Linked DNA regions of Homo sapiens: region 2 is linked to region 1. A link is an interaction called in ENCODE POLR2A ChIA-PET data of the cell type or tissue named here. Cell type or tissue: MCF 10A. All regions are shown on one strand. Region 1 overlaps LOC107985014 (a long non-coding RNA gene). Region 2 has its middle 140 kb from the start of COX10-DT.

Region 1 (2,500 bases):
AGCACCATTCCTTTTATTGCAATGCTTATGAAAACTTTCCTTGTTTTTAGGTTTCCTTCGTCAGTCCAGGCAGGACTGTGCGGTTGGAAAAGGGACGGATGCTGGTCCTGGAAGGGGCGTCGTTATCTAGAAGCTCCCAACCTAAGTGGGTGACTCATAGGGAGGGCAAGGAGAGAAGGACACAGCAAGCAACTTACATGTAAAACAAGACGTGTGGGTTATTATGGAAGAAATTCACAACCAAACTTGGGGTTAGCCCGTATTGTTTTCCAAGAACTCTATGTGGACAGTGACAAAAAACAGACCTAAGAACTAGCAGACTGGGCAAAGCTTTTTCACATAACAACAACAAAAAAAGCAATTCCTCAGGAAAAAATGGTCAATGGGTCATTGTGTGTAGACAAAACTACAAGTTCTGCTCCAGACTCTGGGGAAACCATGCTGCCATCTTCAAGCTGTGGCCATTCTGTAATACAGACTACGCTAAATCACATGTTGTCATCAAGGCAGAATATTTTGTTCCTTTATGGGTCAGCCTGGGATACAAAATTAGAGAAACTTTGCAATGAAAAATCCCTTGTGTCTCATTGAACTTTTTCCTTAATTCAAACCTTTCCTTTCACAGTTTTGATTAGTGCCTTTGCCCATGTGGACAATATTTTATGATCAGGTTTTAAGAGTAATCCATCCATGGCTGCTTGGCTGCCTGGAACTTAAAACAACGACAACAACAATGTCCAGATAAACCCAATAAAATAGGTTTTTAAATGTGTGTGTGTGTGTGTGTGTGTGTCTGTGTGTGTGTGTGTTGTGCTGATCTTTAGCCTTGAAGCTTCACTCTTTCCCCTCTTCTGAAGAAAAGGTGTTTGCAGGGTGGCTGAACTTGCCAAACGCTGACGCAGAGTAGATCCAGCCTGGCAGCTGTCTACAATTCCTTGATGGGCCTCTTCTACAAAGAAGATTGATGTGAGTCAGCAAAGCCCTCATTAAGTGAGTCACATCATTAATAAAAGGCGCAGATTGCAAAGCGGTGTTTATTTCAGTGTTGATAGAAACCAGGACACAGTGGCCTTGAATCAAAAATAACCTTGGGCCAGACACATTGAACTTGGATCAGATCTGAAATCCCAGGCATTCATCCCTCCCTGAAGGCAAACATACGTCCAGATGATACCGCTGCCTTCCTTGTTGTACAAATGACTTGCTCCTCATCACCAGCATTTACCTTGTGCTTGACAGTTTGCAAAGCCTGTCCACTTACAAACTCTCTTGTTCTGACATGAGTGAGCCTTAAGCAGTGATTAAGTGCTCTTGCTCAGGTGTCGAGCAGTCCTGGGTCAGAATCTCAGCTCTACCATTTTGAAGCTGTGTGAACTTGGTTAGCTCATTTAACCCCTCCAAGGTTCAGACGACACTAAATAAACTCTAAGTACTCTTACTACACTAAGTAACCCTCTCTAATTTCCTCATGTGGGCCCAGTGTCCTTAGACTCTCCAACTTATGGGTGAGGATAATAATAATATCTCCACCATACAGCATGAAGATTAAACAAGGTAATAAAATTAATGAAATAATTGCAATGTGTGGCACATCATAAAGTTCAAGAAATGTAATAACCCTGAGATTTGGATAGCATAGGCGTTATGCTGATTAATAGATGAGGAAACAGGAGCTGAAAAAGTTTACTCATTCAAGGTCATAGGGTTGGGACTGGATGCCACCACAAGTTGAAACAAGTTCTCCTGACTTCAAAGTCAGTGTTCTTTCAAAGCCACCCATGGCACAGGTATTTGAACAACAGGCATATTTTCTCTTGCCCTATTCACTTTCCAGGAAATGAAATTGTATCATACTTTCCTCCTGGCTCTCATTGGTTTACCGTTTTGTCTGTATTCACTTTGATTTCTATGTCAGCTGCTGCAACGCTAGTGAAAAAGACAAGGTCCTTACCCTCAAGATGCTTGCTGCCTAGCAATTTGTTACCATCAAGCCATGAGGCTGTTGTAAGTTGTTGTGATGGCTGATATGCCAGACATAGGATTAATACCTCTTCAGCCTTGGTTGCGGAGTGAGGGTGATCATTGGTCTGGCATTTAGTAGGTGGCCCAAGAAATATTTATAAACTGACTGCCAGCCTTTCCTTGAGCAGGGAACATGGAAACTGAGGGATAAATAGGAGTTAGCTAAGTGAGAAGCAACCAGGTCAGGCAGGAGGGCTCCAGGGGAGAGGGCATGACATGTGCAGGGAGCCGCAATTGAAGTAGGTGCAGGGGCCAGGAAGAGGAGGGTGAGCTGCGCTGGGGAGAGGCTAGGGAGGCCTGTGGTGAAAGGCTGTGTAAGCCATGTTAAGGATTTTGGACCTTATTCTAAAGGCATCAGCTGCTTCGAAGAAGAACATTTTGACTTGGGTGATTTGATACCATTCTGGTGACATCACCATGTTTAACACAGGAGAATCTGATGCAGGAGTAAAAGCATAACCATTAATATGTGAAAGCA
Region 2 (2,500 bases), 160 kb before region 1:
GGGAGGCCGAGGTGGGCAGATCACCTGTGGTCAGGAGTTCGAGACCAGCCTGGCTAACCTGGTGAAACCCCGTTTCTACTAAAAATAGAAAAAAATTAGCTGGGTGTGATGACACGTGCCTGTAATCCCAGCTACTCGGGAGGCTGAGGCAGGAGAATCACTTGAACCTGGGAGGCAGAGGTTGCAATGAGCAGAGATTGTGCCATTGCACTCCAGCTTGGGCAACGAGATTGAACCTCCATCTCAAAAAAAGAAAAAAAGAAGCAGATATTATCTTTATCTTTCCTGTGCAGAGTGACTTACTATACATGTTGAAGTGCTCTGATGGAAGGAACAGAAACCTCTGAAAGGAAGCCGTCAAAGTAGGAACTGCCAACAAAAATGTGTTATATGAGTCTACACTGTAAGTTTATAAATCTTTTCTGCATATAGTTATTGCATTGAATCCTGATAACAGCCTCCAAAAGAGGCATATCATCATTTTACAGGTGATGAAATGGGGAGTGATTGAGGATTGGGGCCTAATAAAAAGCACCTGTCTGGAAGCCATGGCACCTGATGTTTCTGAGGTGTCACAGGAATAGAGTAGAATCACGAAAAGAGAGAGAACCTCCTCGCATCCGGCAGCACACCTAACGTTCATTGGCACAGTGGCCTCATCAGCACCTCTGACGTGATCTAACTATCCCTGTCTTCTTGTTTCCTTCAAGTCCTTCTGGAATCTCCTTTCTAAGATGGGAGTAAAGATACAAAGGAAATTGTTTGAAAGGAGTTAATTGTCTTTGCTTCTGATTACCTTCAATGGGTTTTTTTCAAGGGCAATGGGTTAATTATCAAGACACTAACCACATGCTACATTCCCTGGGTGAAAGACACTTTCCTTTTAACATGATTACACTGTGTTAATGATACTGATCATTCCTAGGATACTGCTAAAATAATTGTCTATGAGCAGGTTGCTCTACAGAAATATTCATGGAGCTTAGAGCATTAAACCTCCCAATTGCATATTAAAGAAAATTTTTCAAACCATAAAATTACTTAGCAAGAAAAAAATACATTAATTTAAAAATCTATACTTAGCCAGCCCAAAACTACACTAGAAATGTTCCAGAAGTGGCAATTTAAAGAGGTAGAAAATACCACACTTCTCTATGTGCCTCCAGTACCAAATAAAACTGTTTCTATTTACTCTGCAGGGTGGACTGGTGCTTTGTAAAGTTTGGTTTCTTAACAGCAGTAAAGGGAGTTCTAATTTGGCTTTAGGTCAACATGCACAAGATTCAGTTTGCCAGAAGCGGCTACTCAGTGACTCAAGACTCTAAACACATGAGGATCTGAGACCCCCACACTAAAAATTTGGAATAAAGACAGCAGGTTCTAAACTCTGACTTCAAGTCAAGTGCTAATAGTTAATAATGAGAACGACTCAGGCAAATTCACTTTTCCCAATACATTTAAGGAAGTGGTTCTCACACTTGAGCTTGCGTAAGAATCCCCTGGAGGGCTTATTAAAACACAGATGGCTGGGCCCCACCCCAGGCTGTCTGATTCACTAGAGCTGGGGCGTAGCTCAGGCATTTGCATTTCTAACAAGTTCCAAGGTGTTGCTGATGCTGCTGGTGTCAGAGCAACATGATGAAAACTACTGATTTGTTTAATGAAGACAGTTGATGCCAAGGACATAGTCATGATTATTTACCCCAAAGAGTTTGTTTACTCCTTCATCTGGTGGTCTCCTTATCCCCCAATGGGCAGATTTCCCACTTCATTTACTTCATTTTGTGCTCCATTTTAGCCTTTTTTTTTTTTTTAAACCATTGTCTACCATATTGGCTGTATTATTGTCAGTATTCAATTAGGGTCTTTTGGACTGTAACAACAGAAAAGAGAACTCAAACTGGTTTAGAAAGTTATTAAATGGATTTATGTCTAATAAACAGAATTTACTAGCTCATAAAGAGAAAGTCCAGGATAGGGTAGCCTTCAGTGCTGTTTGATGATGTCATCAAGGACCCATGTGATTCACTTCTGTTTTTTTGCTCTGCAAGCCACAGTTTTGGCTTCACTTTAAGACTGGTTCCGCTTGTGGTTTTAGGACAGCTGCTGGTAGCAATCAAGTTTACAAGTTGCTTGCTTACAACCCTTGGAAAAGTAACTTCCTGGGGCTTTCTTCAGAATAAAGAGAAGTTTTCCAAAGCCTCTGACAGGCCTCTCATTATGTCTCATTGTCTAGAAGTAGGTCACATGCTCAAGGCCAAACCAACCACTGACCAGGAGGAGTGGTTTAGCTTTAGCCCAGTCAGGCCTACCCCTGGATTTCAGAGTGGCGTCAAATTCTCCTGCGTCCTGTGATATGCATGATACAGACCTAAATGAAACTGGCATTCTCTTGGGAAGGAAGAGTGGAGAATGGGTGCTGGATTGCAACTAACGGCATCTACTACACTTTCCAGGTAGTTATAAAAGTAGATAGTTTTAGAAAATTTAAAAGCCATAG

What was found. Peaks named below come from ENCODE experiments on the same cell type or tissue, not always from the same donor. Only the 100,000 strongest peaks of a DNase experiment are listed, where the experiment ranks them.
Region 2: POLR2A ChIA-PET joins it to region 1 with 10 read pairs; 2 of 35 experiments call an interaction of 5 or more read pairs at or near these places.

The regions. Positions count from the first base shown.
Region 1 is chr17:13,774,900-13,777,399 of GRCh38, reverse strand. It overlaps LOC107985014 (a long non-coding RNA gene), which reads left to right. Exons shown (of 3, transcript XR_007065628.1): 3 at 1-772. Among named protein-coding and RNA genes, the nearest start is that of HS3ST3A1, 170 kb to the right of the region's middle. In MCF 10A, no CTCF peak of the experiment used is centred here; DNase peaks (open chromatin) are centred at 989 and 1,729.
Region 2 is chr17:13,930,979-13,933,478 of GRCh38, reverse strand. No RefSeq gene overlaps it. Among named protein-coding and RNA genes, the nearest start is that of COX10-DT, 140 kb to the left of the region's middle. In MCF 10A, no CTCF peak of the experiment used is centred here; a DNase peak (open chromatin) is centred at 1,518.